Linked DNA regions of Homo sapiens: all the other regions are linked to region 1. A link is a contact called in ENCODE Hi-C or POLR2A ChIA-PET data. All regions are on one chromosome and are shown on one strand. The core of a region is the stretch at or near the end of the contact, and the rest is flanking DNA. Distances in the headings are between cores, read along the strand shown. Region 1 holds the start of COMMD9 (COMM domain containing 9). Region 2 holds the start of FBXO3 (F-box protein 3). Region 3 holds the start of C11orf91 (chromosome 11 open reading frame 91).

Region 1 (4,135 bases), core at 821-3,320:
GTATATCGCGTAGTATGTATACTACATACTATGTATATCGCGTAGTATGTATACTACATACTATGTATATCGTGTAGTATGTATACTCTATATTATATACATACTATACATAATAGTATATATACTATATTATGTATAGTTCCGCAGAATCCTGCAGAACTGAGGGAAACTGAGTAAAGGATAAATGGGATCTCTCTATATTATTTCTTACAACTACATATGGATTTATAATTATCTCATAATAAAAAGTCTAAGTATTTTTTTAAAAAAAGAAAAGAAAGTACACAGGACAGTAGCAATGAAAATCAATGAACTACTGCTACATAATGGTGAGCAAAAGAAGCCAGGCATAAAAAAAAAGTATATGCTGTATTATTCCATTTATGTTAAGTTCAAACATGGGCAATATTAAATGAATTGTATCAGAAGCAAACATAGAGGTTACCATTGGGGAAGAAAGTGAGGAAGCAAAGAAAGGGCGAAAGGGGGACTTCTGGGGTACTGGTAACATTTCATTTTTTGACTTTGGTGGTGGTTACATTGGTGTGTAATAAATCATTTAACTGTAAATGTATGGTTTATGCACTTTTCTGTATGTATACTACACACTAATCTTTTAAAGTTTTTAAAAGAAAAGAGTGCATAAGACCAACAGGTATAGGGGCGGGGGTAGGTACAGAGCAGCCAAAATGAAGGTGAAAAGGCACTGGGTTGGGAGCTGAGAGCCCTAGATTGCCAGTCCCAGCTCTGTTACTTCATTTATTAATTCATTTAACAGCTATTTACTGAGCACGTGCTGTGTGCCAGGTATTATTGTTCTACTTATTGGGCATTAACACTTGTGAACAAAAGAGTAGATCCCCTTAGGAGTGGAGAATGCTAATGAACACTGAGAAGGCAATTAAAAAATAAATAAGTAAAACAAAACAGAGACTATTACATGGACCGATGATGATGATGTGCCATAAATTGAGGAGAGTAACTCAACCCTCTTCACCTGGTGTTTAAAAAAAAAAAAAAAGAGAGAGGAAGAAAGGAAAGGTCCCTGATGGATCTTACATTCTTATGAGACAGACGGACAACGGGCAAATAGCTAGCGACAAGTTCTACGAAGGAAAATAAAGCTGCCCTTTCTCCTACAGGGCAAATCATAAGTTAAATAATTCCGGCCAGGCGCGGTGGCTCACGCCTGTAATCCCAACACTTTGGAAGGCGGAGGCGAGTGGATCACGCGGTCAGGAGTTCAAGACCAGCCTGGCCAAGATGTTGAAACCCCGTCTCTACTAAAAATACATAAATTTGCCAGGCTTGGTGGCGGGCGCCTGTAATCCCAGCTACTCGGAAGGCTGAGGCATAGAATTGCTTGAACTCGGGGGGCGGAGGTTGCAGTGAGCCGAGATTGCGCCACTGCTCTCCAGCCTGGACAACAGAGCTAGACTCCGTCTCAAATAATAATAATACTTCATTTGAGCTTTACAAAGCCCTATGAAGTAGGTCCCTTTCAACCTCACAACTTTTCAAATGATTATCAGGAGTATGTCCTGCCCCTTTCGCAGGTCAAAGAGAGTAGGGAAAATCTGGACCTCAAGGGAACATTGAACGCACAGGTCATTCGGAGGGCTGGGCAGACGCAGTAGGAGATAATTTCTTAATTGTGCAATGCAGGAGGGGCTACGGGATGAAATGGGGAACTGACAACGTGGGTCTAGCAATTACCACTTCAATGCACCAATACCGAAAACCAATCCCAAAGACTAATAGCAGGAGGTTGTACTGCGCCTTCATGCCCATTATTTTATTTTTTTTTATCTTACGTTCCTGTCAAAACGATATTTTGTTCTTACTTTTTAAAAGCTCAGAAAGACGCAACGATTTGCCTGGGATCACACAGAGAACAAGCAGCAGAGTTGTGGCTCCAAACCAGGGTCAATTTGTTCCCAATTCCTGCTCCGTCTAAAGTCTCGGAGACAAAGGGCCACCTCACGCTGTCCCCACCCCTTCGACTTACCTTGAGCAGGCTCTGGAGTGCTGCAAAATGCTCCGCTGTCAGGGCAGCCATCTTGCCGAAGTCACATGACCGTGGCACCCAGGGAAGCGAGGTCACGTGGCTGTCGCTGTTGTCGCGGGGCCTGCCGGGGGCTGTAGTCCTTCAGAGTGGGGGAAGGCGTTTCGGTTGTGGTGCTGCGGCAGTGAGCGCGGATCAAGACGGACGCGGCGGCTGGATGACTAAACCCCGAGACTCTAGAACCAAAGGACTAGGGGGACCAGGGCGGAGGATGGTTTACTCGGGGAGGAAATTGGCTTGACTTGTCTACTTACCAAGTCAGGGAAACAGGTTTTCCCTTGACCCATGTGGGTGGGCTGGCGCACTTGGGGAATGCACCTGCAAGCTTGGCAGGCGCCTTGGAAACGTAGTTGTTCAGGAGTGATCGGCGTACCAGTGTTTGGAATGAAAATGAGGCTGTGCATATCGGGCTTCTTGGAATTGACACACACACATGCACACATCCTGTCTTGAATGTAAAATTACTTCTGCGTATATAGTTTTTCAGCCTATGTAGTAGGTTGGAGCTGGTATTATTAGTATTATCCAGATTGGGAAATAATCATTTAGGGTTTTTAGTAACTTTCCCATAGTCATAGAGAAGATCTGATTACAAGAGCAGGTGAGGAAGTGTTTGGGAGAGGGGACAAGAGAGGAATGGAATGAAAGCTACTACCTAGCTAGGTTCTTGTTATACGGGGGTGAGATGGGGGAGGAGGTTAATGGAAATGATTTAGTTCATTTATTCAAAAAGGTAATTATAATGAATATAATTGTAAAGAGTGATTTTGCACTGGCAGTACTGGACTCTGATTTGCCCTGTTCTCAGAGACCGTACATCAAAACAGACATTTCCTTTATCTACCTTTAGTATTTGGGTGGCTCTTTTCTTTTCCTACCCTCCACTTTTTTTTAAGCAAATTCCAGCTCAAAAAATGGGTTCTGATATATTCGAGCTTAAGAAAGAATGCCCATTTGTGAAATTCCAGAAATTGGTAAGCTGCTAAGGACATTTGTTCCTTTGTCTCCTCTCCTCCCCCTTCCCCTTCCCCGACTCCATTTTCTGTGGGGATGTTGTCAAGGCCCAGGAAACCAAAAATCAAATTGTCTAAGGAGGAACCCATTCCTGGATTAGAAGATTTTAGAACCATTTTGTCACAGGGTCCTGATTCTAGCTCTCTTTCTTGGCCTCTCTTTTCCATGAACCCTCATGGCCTGATTCCTGGTTTCTGTTATAACTCAATGTAGGTTCTAGGTTTAACTCCTGCCTGTATCTATAGGGCTGGGCCCATTGTCTTGGGTTAATTGAATATTTGTTAAATAAACAACCACCCAAAAAAGTGATTAGACTAAGATGAAATTTTGTGACTTATTTGAGGATATTGCCTTGGTATTTGCAGGATTGTGCCTTCTTGTCTTACTTTAGAGTAATGAGGAGTGTGGTCACCAGCCTTCAAGATGGCCCTCAATGATCCCAGCCTCCTGGTGTTCACAACCTAGTGTAGACACCTCCCACCATGTACCAGGATTGGTATGCATGACCAATAGCAAATGGTGGGTGTGAATGGCATATCACTTCTGAGATTAGGTTATACAAGACTGCACCAAAAAACTAACAAAAAGACTGAAGTTCCTGTCTCCTGGCTTGGGTGCTCTCTCATGTGCCCTGCTCTCTTTCACTTGAATCCTTTGCTCTGGGGAAAGCAAACTGCCATGTTGTAAACAGTCCTACAGAGAGGCCTAGGTGACAAGGAACTGAAGCATCTGGCCAACAACTTCATTACTGACCTGAGAAGCAGATTGTCTAGGCCCAGTAGAGCCTTAAGAAGGCAGGAGTCTTGGCCAACAGCTTAACTGCAACCTCATGAGAGATTCTGAGCCAGCACCACCCAGCGAAGCCACGCCTGGATTTCTGGCCTTCAAACACTATTAAGATTATCAATGTTTGTTGTTTTAAGCTATGAAGCTTTGAAGTAATTTGTTATACAGCAATAGTAACTAATGCATGGTGGCAGCAAAGCATAGGGGTTTTAGAATTCAACCTGAGTTGGAATCCTAATTCTACACATTATTAACTTTTCCGTGTACAAA
Region 2 (3,992 bases), core at 1,151-3,650, 2.5 Mb before region 1:
TTCAAACTAGGCAACTGATGCTACATGATTCCAGTGTACTAATCCAATCCAACCCAATCCAGTTCAGCAAATAATACCAAAAACTTCAGAGCTTATCACTAGACTAGACCCTTGACAAAATTGGGCTGTATGGTGCAGGAAAAAAGCTGCAATACACTGGATACTTTTCTGTAGATAAAATTCAAATGGTATTCAACTCAATTTATTTCCACAGACATTTACAGAGGGATCATGTCACTTCTGTTTAAAATTGTGATTACTACCTAAAGCATTTAAAGTAAACTCTTACTTCCTCACCTTGGTTCCCAAGGTCCTGCATGATCTCACCACCCTCATCTCATCACTGTCTGTGAGTCACTCCCTACCTCCAGCAACGCCAGCCTTCTGTATCTTCCACCAGGCCATGCTGTTGAACAGTACCGTTCAGCAGTCCCGTCAATCTCTGAACATACTTTTCCCTCTGCCAGAACTGCATATGCCCTGCTTCATATATGGCAGCTCCTTCCGATTTGATCACTTCTCACTTCCTATTCCTTAACAGAGCAATCTATTTCCTTCACAGCACTTAGTACCTCTTGCAATTATGCGCTTGCCCACTGGACTGTAAGCTCCATAAGAGTTGCCTTATCTGCGTTGTTCACTACTGTACCCTCAACACTTAACAGACTGGCACATAGCAAGCCCTCGGGGAAAAAAAAATCTTTGAATAGGAAGATAAGCAAGGCAGCCCTTACAATCAAGAAGCACGCCATCTACCTGACATGGCAAATCAATTCTGCAGGAAGAAGGTAGAGAGGGCATCTTCTCCACCTTGCCAAGTTGAGAAGAGGTAGGCAAGGCATTCCAGGCAAGGTCGAGAGCTTGAGCCACAGGAAAAAAAAAAAAAAAGAAAGTGCAAGTGTGTTGTATGCTGGCAGAGGTCTGATTTGGTTAGAATGGATGGTGCAAATGTGATAGTGGTGGAGAAATAAGTCCTGGAGGACCTTAGATATACAAGCCAGATGATAAGAGCTTTCAATGCCCCAGAAGTTTAGGTTATAGTCTATAAACATAGGGGTGTCACAGGTTTTAAGGAGAATGACAACCAGATGTGTCTTGGAAAGATTACTCTGGCAGCAATCAAAAGTTGGAGACTGTTAGTTAAATTGTAAGTATTTTCTAGAAAAATAAAATTGCTAGCAGGTACAGGTAGCGACCAGTACAGGTAGTGACCAAAAACTTGAGGTATCTCTCTATCACCACTTAGCTAGGCCAACAACTATCTGTAGCTCCAAGAAATCTGTATTTATAAAAAGACCTCTAATAACACAGGGCACAATCATCAAATGGCTAGAATCTAATGGTTAATCCAAACACAAAACAAATCTCGCCCACCTATCCTAAGAGGGCGACTTTGCATCCTCTGCAAATATATACGGTAGCACAGGAAACTCACAGCCATGCCACCCCCTGTCAAGGGTGTAAACAATCCTGACAGCTGGGGGGCGGGCTGGCAGCGCCATTTCTTCCACCACCCCAGACAGTCCCAAGTTCTGAAGAAACTGGGCATTGAACCACCCTTATCAGCAACCGGTGTTTATTTCTGGAACAGATGCTAGTAATGTGGGAAACCCAAGGTGTCCAGGAGAAAAGATAGTCACCGGTATGGCATCACCGGAAGTCAGTACCAAAACATAAAATCCAACATCGAACCGTAAGGAGCAATGCTGACAGCAAAACAATTCTCACGCACTGAAGTCCGAAAGTGAGCCCGGACAGCGATTCTGGCGCTGGGGAAGTCGCGCCAGGGGAGTAAGGGGTTGCCTATCTTCTCCTCTCGCTCACCCACCTGCCCACCCCGGCGCCAGACTCCGCAGGCCCCGGACCCAGCAGAGAAGAGCGCCTGGCCGGGACAGGGGCTTTTACACAGCAGCAGGGACTGACCCCAACCGGGCGGGCACCTGCGGGGCCAGCGGGGGTCCGCGGAGCGCGGCGGTGCGGCACGAGGGCCACTACCTCCTTCTCTTGCAAGTGGGCCTCACCGAGGCCTGGGAGAGAGATATCTCGTCGCTTCTCATACCTGGGCCCAGGACAGGAGGAAGACTCAGGGCGAGGCCCTTTCCGCCCCCGTCTCGCCCCGGTCCCCGGTGGCTCCGCAGGATGAGGGCGGCCCTGGCGTCACCTTCTGGTGTCGCGGAAGCTCGGGTCCTGTCAGCGGCCCCGACCCCCTTTCCCCCTGCCTCACCGCCTCCTCTCCCCATGCCCCCACCCCTGCCATGCGTGTCGTCCCATTACTTGATTAGATCCCGATAGTCCAAAAAGGATAAGATGAGGAGCAGGGGATCGGTGGGCAGCGACTCTAGGGTCAGCGGCGCCGTCTCGGTCTCCATGGCCGCCATCTTGCCTGGCCCGGTGCAGGTCTGGCCCCGCCCTGGCCCCGCCCCTGCCCCGCCCCCACCAGCGCCCGAACCGCCCCCAGCCGCTCTCACAGGTTTGTTATGTAACCGCCGGGCCAGCCCCGCCCTCAGGGTGGGCTGAGGTGCGGCTCCCTGGAGACCCCGCCCGCTAGCCGGGAGCCAGCGGCGCAGTGCGAGTTCAGCCCGCTTTCTTCGCGCTCCGCGTCAAATCTCTCCAGCTCTGTTCTCGCATCCCGGTTCGTAAACTTGCCCAGCCCGGGACCCTTTTGTTGCCAAATCTGCCTCGGTCTGCCCAACTCCTCCTGCGAAATTTTACACTCAGTATGCAGGAAGCCTCGCTCAAAATCTGACACTCCTCCACGCCCTTGGTCCCCAAATCCATTCCTTCTCTTTGTTTTCCAACCCGAGAACCCCTCGTTTTCCCCGCTCAGCCTTCCCCACCCCGCTTGTCCCCCGCACACAGCAGGGCCGCTCCGAGACTTGTCCACTCAGCAAGAGCAGAGCTGAGAATCAGCCAGGGACGCCAGCTGAAGGCCCTTCTCCCAAATTAAGGAAATAATTGTTGAGGGCTTAACTTCACGCCCCTCCCCGCCTTCCTAAGTAAAATGTGTACAAGGAGTGAGTCTGAGTCTCAGCCGCTGTCCCTTAATTTGGTTATCATGGCTATTTTCAGCCTATTAGGGCAATGCAAAGGGTACAGTGTGGATTTTTTCCAGCTTTAAAATTTATTTTGGCCAGGGTTTAGATCCCGCAGAGTTAAGTATCCCGCGTGTGAAGGGATGAACTGAGACTCCCAGAGGGCATAACTGATGGAGGCACGAAGATGTCTGCTCTTCAGCTTTGCCAAGGTGATATTAAAATGAGAGTGGGGGAAGTATAATGGGTCCATACATCACTTGCCTGATTTCTTCTTTTCCATTGCTTTTCCAAAGGTAGTATGGTGTAAGGGGCTTTGGGGAATCCAGACAGACCTGGACTTCACACGCCCGTCATTTATTTCACTACTAGTGAAATGCTGGCGTAGTTACGCCTAAGTTCTCTGAGACTGTCCCTCATCTCTAAAACCACCCCTCCTCTGGTGAACTAAGGATGGCGATAACGCTTTATGTAAAGTGCCTGGCCAGATACTCAATAAATGTTAATTTTCCAAGCTTATACATGCATCAGTCACTAAGTTCTCCAAACATTTCCATATCCTGGAGAAAGTTTCTCTCAATTATTTGGAAGAGTGGAAGTGATATGCCCCGCCCCAAAAAAATCCATTTCCTCCATTCTTCATACCATTAATGCCTTCTATTTATGGTTTTGCTTAATAGTTATAACCCCTGCCACCCAGCCAACAAAACAGAACAACAGCAACAAAAAACTCTGCCTACATCTCTGTGCTTCCAAATTGTTTATGCATATGCTTAGAAGAACATTTATTGAATTGGATTTCAAGTACTTGTTCTGTGTCTCTCTCGTCAAACTGTAAACTCTCAGTCTGACTCATCTTTCTAATTTCAGGGCTTAGCAAGTTATTCAACAACTAGAAAGTTTAAATTCAGGTTGAATGGATGAATGAAGACAGAATAATCATTTCTGTTTACAAGGGAA
Region 3 (4,330 bases), core at 738-3,237, 2.6 Mb before region 1:
GGCACAATCTTGGCTTACTGCAACCTCGGCCTCCTGGGTTCAAGCGATTCTCCTGCCTCATCCTCCCGAGTAGATGAGATTACAAATGTGTGCCACCAAGCCCGGCTCATTTTTGTATTTTAGTAGAGACAGGGTTTTACCATGTTGGTCAGGCTGGTCCTCAATGATCCTCTTGTTGGTCAGGCTCCTGACCTCAAATGATCCACCCGCATTGGCCCCCCCAAAGTGCTGAGATTACAAGTGCCAGCCACCACACCCGGCCCCTGGATTTCTTAACTATGTATTCGGTTAAGATTTCTTAACTATGAATACATAGTATTATGTATGTATTCATAGTTAAGAAATCCAGGACTTAGCAAAGCCCAGTTTTTCTAGGGACTGTCTTCCTTCCATGGCTATGAGAAAGGGTGCATTACAGTGTGTCTGATGAACTGAAGACCATTTCCATGGCCACACGGACCTAAGCATTTAGGTTATTTCATACTTCCCTTCTCTGTGTGGCAGGGGAAGCCAACTTAAGCCGTTATATACGATAGTTGGAATGATCTTTTTAGAACTATCTGCCCTTCTCCAGTGGTCAAGGACAAGCCTTAGCCAAAACAAGTGATGGGAAAGACAAAGTCTGCAGGACAACCTACCGCTACTGAAAGTTCTACTTTGCAATAGGTCCTTCTTGGAGTACAAGGCATTTAACAACTTTACCCTCCAACAGGGAGGAGTCATTCAGCTCGTAGGCTGAGGGATCCTGCCCGCATCAGCACACGTGGTCCAGAGCCCTAAGACTTCAGACGTAAGACCAGATATCAGCCCAGGATCCTGGTGAGAGAACTACCGGCGCCAAGGCCACAGAGTCCCAGGGGGGCTGCCCCCCAGCATTGAGAAGTGGAGTGTCCCAAAGCTGCCCTGGAAACGGCCTTGGGCCTTGTGGTTCTTGCACAACTCCCACCTCCCCCTACAGACAACTGACAGTCACCTTACTTCACCTTCCCCCCATGGAGAGCCCCGGTTTAGGACCGAACATTAAAGCTTAGGGACTGTCTGTGGTGGGTGGAGCTCCAGAGTACAGGGTAGGAGGATGACTGTGCAGGAGGATTAAAGTTCAGGACGGGGTGGTGGCGGATGGAGTTCCAGGTGTGGAGGCTCAGAGTCCAGATGACCCAAAGGGTTTAGGACGGAGGGAGGATGGAGTTTGGGACTAAGAGGCTCATGAAGTTCAGATCTGTGGTGGGGGGAGGAGTCGGTTAAGTCCAGGATAAGGGAGTCTGGGTGCTAGGGGATAGATTTTGGATCTGGGACTACTGGGGGCTGGAGTCAAACCAGGCTACATTTCGGGTCGGGGCACGGAGCCAAGGAGGGAGCTAGGGCAGGCTAAGGCTGGGCTCGGTGGCCCTGGCGAGGTCACGCACAGCTCTGGGAGTCGAAGCCGTCCCCAGTGATGGTGAGCAACTCCAGCTCCTTAATCCGGATCTCCAGCTCGCAGAGCTCCTCCGGGTGGGAGGCAGAGGCGAGCCTGGGGGTCGAGGGGCAGGGGACCAGGGGCGAGGCAACCACCTCAGGCCCCGGCGGCGGTGAGTAGAAGAAGCGCAGAGGCTCGTAGGGGATGGAGGCCAGGCCGGAGGGCCAGGGCGAGGGCCAGGGGCGCTCGCTGGAGGGACCCAGGCCGGGTGGTGGCGGGGGCGGGGGCGCCGGGGCGGGGAGCGCCTGGGACAGGGACCGGGCCCCCGCCGCCCCGCCCACTGGCGCCCCGCCCGCCTTCAGCGGCACGAAGAGCTTCTTCCAGATGTTGAAGTCGCTGAGCGGGGACGAGGAGATGCCGCGGTCGTACAGGGACGGGAAATAGAGGGGCGGAGCCGACCGCTGGCTCATGGTGGGGCTGTGGCTGCCGCGCCGCCCCTTTGGCATCGTTTGAATGAGGGTCTGCGTGGGAGGAACCCCGCGCCGGGAGACGCGCGCTCAGGCCCCGAGTCGCCGGGGTTTCGAGGTTCCACAAGCCCCGCCCCGATGGAGCGCGGCCCCACCCTTTCGCCTCAGCCCGGCCCCTAACAGGCGGGGTTCCAAAGCCCGGACGACCACGTCCCGGAACGCGGCCCCGCCCACCTCGGCTGGCCGCACCCCGCAGTTAGAAAGCCACGCCCCCTGGCTCGCCTCGCCTCGCCTCCCGTCCCTCGACTCCGCCCACCGCCTCGCTCTTGCTCTGCGACCCCGCTGGCTTCCGTTGTCATATCCCAGCATACCCTCATCCAGAACAGGCAGCGGGCCAGGGCTGCAGAAGAAAGCTTACTTCAGGCTTCCTCTCTTTCTCCCATGAGGGAGAAAAGTATTTCCTAGAAACCTGGCCCCTGCACCAGCAGACTTACCTCATTGCCTCACTGGCCGCGCCCACAGCAAAGAAGTCTGAGAAAATCAGTGTCTGATTTTTCATCCACTACTGTGGGAGGCAGACAAAGGAGAAGAGGATTGATTGGGAATGGCTGTTAGAGCCAACCTATGTATCTGCCAAACGTTAGCAGTGTTGAGGAAGATTCTAGAAAAGGGGATCCTCATCTGGTTTGTAATAGACCTGAAGGAGTGTTTTCAGTGAAATGCAGTTTAGTTCTCTTCCAAACACAGATATCACCAGGAGCTAACAGGCAACGAGCTAACCACCAAAAGGAAATCCTGTCCGCCCTACCTCAAATACTTCACCCATTGCTTATGAGCGATTTGGACATTTTGTCCAAAGGACATGACAGCTCATTTATGTGAGTAACCTGTATTAGCCATAGACTGAGGGGAAATAACTAATACATTTTCTTGAGAGCCTCTGCCTAATGATCACTGGTATGACTAGTGATGGGTGGAGGGCAGTTAAAGAGTCAGTATCAGCTTCACAAGTTAAATATATATATGCATATGTATCTGCACACACAGTGCAAAGTGTGTGTGTGTGTGTGTGTGTGTGTGTAGCAGCAAAGTGGAGAGAGTCAGATATTCAAGCTGGGTAGCCTTGGACAAGTTGCTTGACTTTTAAGTAGGTTTTCCATAAAATAGAAATAAGAAAACCAGGCTGCCTCATAGGGTTGTGATCAAACAGAAGACGGAACAGTGTGTGTGTGAAACACTTGAACTTGGACACTTTGTCCAAACACAAGAGGCAGCTGTCCCTACTAAGGGGCATGTCTGAAACTGGGAAGCTTTTTCTTCCCACACTGAGCTTCCCACACTTAGTTGTCACACGCAGTATTTGCTCTCTGACTTTGGCAGCCACCCATCATTGTTTATTCATACAAGTGATCACTAGGCTGAGGCTCTCAAGAAAATGTATTTCCCCTCAGTCTATGGCTAATACAGGCCATGTGCGATAGCTCAGCACCCAGCCTGTAATCCCAGCACTCTGGGAGTCTGAGGTGGGATCTCTTGAGGCCAAGAGTTTGAGAACAGCCAGGGGCAACATAGCGAGATTCTGTCTCTATAAAATAATTTAAAAAATTAACCAGGTGTGGTGGCATTTGCCTGGAGCCACTCAGGAGCTGAAGTGGGAGGATTTCTTGAACCAAGGAGGCTGAGGTTGAGGCTGCAGTGAGCCACAATCATAGCACTGCACTCCAGCCTGGGTGACAAGGCAGGACCCTGTCTCAAAATAAATAAAATAAAATAAAATAAAAAATACCCTTATCTTCCATTAGTTTCCCCCACATATTTAACTTCCCATAATTTACTGCCCAAGAAGCTCAAACCTCTTTTCCTTTGTCTTATCACTTTTCTACAATCGCCCATTGTTAAAATTGTATATAAGCTCTCAAGCCACTTCTTTGGGTTTTCACTTTGTTTCTGTAAGAACCCCATGTACCTGCGTAATAAACTTTGTCTTCTGTTAATCTGTCTTTGTCAGTTTAATTCTCAGGCCCCAGGCTCTGAACCTAAGAGATTAGAAGAAAAATTTTTTCACCCCTACAGAACCACAGTAATGGTAAGAACCAGGGTTTTGGACTCAAGACTTGGGACCAAACCCTGGATCCACTATGTATTTGGCTGTGCGGCTGAACCTTTCTCAACCTCATTTTTTCATCAATATAATGGGAATAGTAATGGCATCTACTTGCTTAGGTTGGCAAGACTAAGTGAGACAGTTTAAGTACCTGGCAATGGCTTGTGTTCAACATTAGCTCTTGTTATTACATATTAAAGGCCCTTAGAAGGAAAAGAGATTTTGCGTTATATTTTTTAAATGAAGCAATACAATCATTTTTTATGTATATATCTAGTTGAGGAGAAAAAATTACAGATTTTTTCCCCCTTACTCCAAGATAATCTAAACAGATTTTACTCTGGATGGCTTAATTATAACATA

Evidence for each region. Hi-C counts contacts between places; a loop is a spot of excess contacts on that map. ChIA-PET counts read pairs that join two places held with the same protein, here RNA polymerase II (POLR2A). Pooled maps may share reads with other maps.
Region 2: a map of naive thymus-derived CD4-positive, alpha-beta T cell shows a loop between it and region 1 (9-fold over the local background). The contact joins the promoter of FBXO3 here to the promoter of COMMD9 in region 1. A Hi-C loop is called at or near these places in 1 of 168 maps with a recorded cell type or tissue (naive thymus-derived CD4-positive, alpha-beta T cell) and 6 of 50 pooled maps. POLR2A ChIA-PET finds 5 or more read pairs at or near these places in 1 of 52 experiments (activated T-cell).
Region 3: a map of B cell shows a loop between it and region 1 (21-fold over the local background). The contact joins the promoter of C11orf91 here to the promoter of COMMD9 in region 1. A Hi-C loop is called at or near these places in 2 of 168 maps with a recorded cell type or tissue (B cell and naive thymus-derived CD4-positive, alpha-beta T cell) and 5 of 50 pooled maps.

What each region holds. Positions count from the first base shown.
Region 1 is chr11:36,287,354-36,291,488 of GRCh38, forward strand. COMMD9 (COMM domain containing 9) reads right to left here and starts at 2,071. Exons shown (of 6, transcript NM_014186.4): 1 at 2,009-2,071. The coding sequence starts at 2,059. RefSeq lists enhancers at 1,433-2,135, 1,972-2,221.
Region 2 is chr11:33,772,120-33,776,111 of GRCh38, forward strand. FBXO3 (F-box protein 3) reads right to left here and starts at 2,401. Exons shown (of 11, transcript NM_012175.4): 1 at 2,275-2,401. The coding sequence starts at 2,378. It overlaps FBXO3-DT (FBXO3 divergent transcript), which reads left to right and starts at 2,580. Exons shown (of 3, transcript NR_120550.1): 1 at 2,580-2,632; 2 at 3,135-3,244; 3 at 3,329-3,551. RefSeq lists silencers at 244-538, 1,864-1,933, 2,394-2,493 and an enhancer at 1,415-1,915.
Region 3 is chr11:33,698,839-33,703,168 of GRCh38, forward strand. It overlaps C11orf91 (chromosome 11 open reading frame 91), which reads right to left and starts at 1,988. Exons shown (of 2, transcript NM_001166692.2): 1 at 1,407-1,988. The coding sequence starts at 1,902. It overlaps CD59 (CD59 molecule (CD59 blood group)), which reads right to left. Exons shown (of 4, transcript NM_000611.6): 4 at 4,172-4,330. RefSeq lists silencers at 1,654-1,743, 1,924-2,163.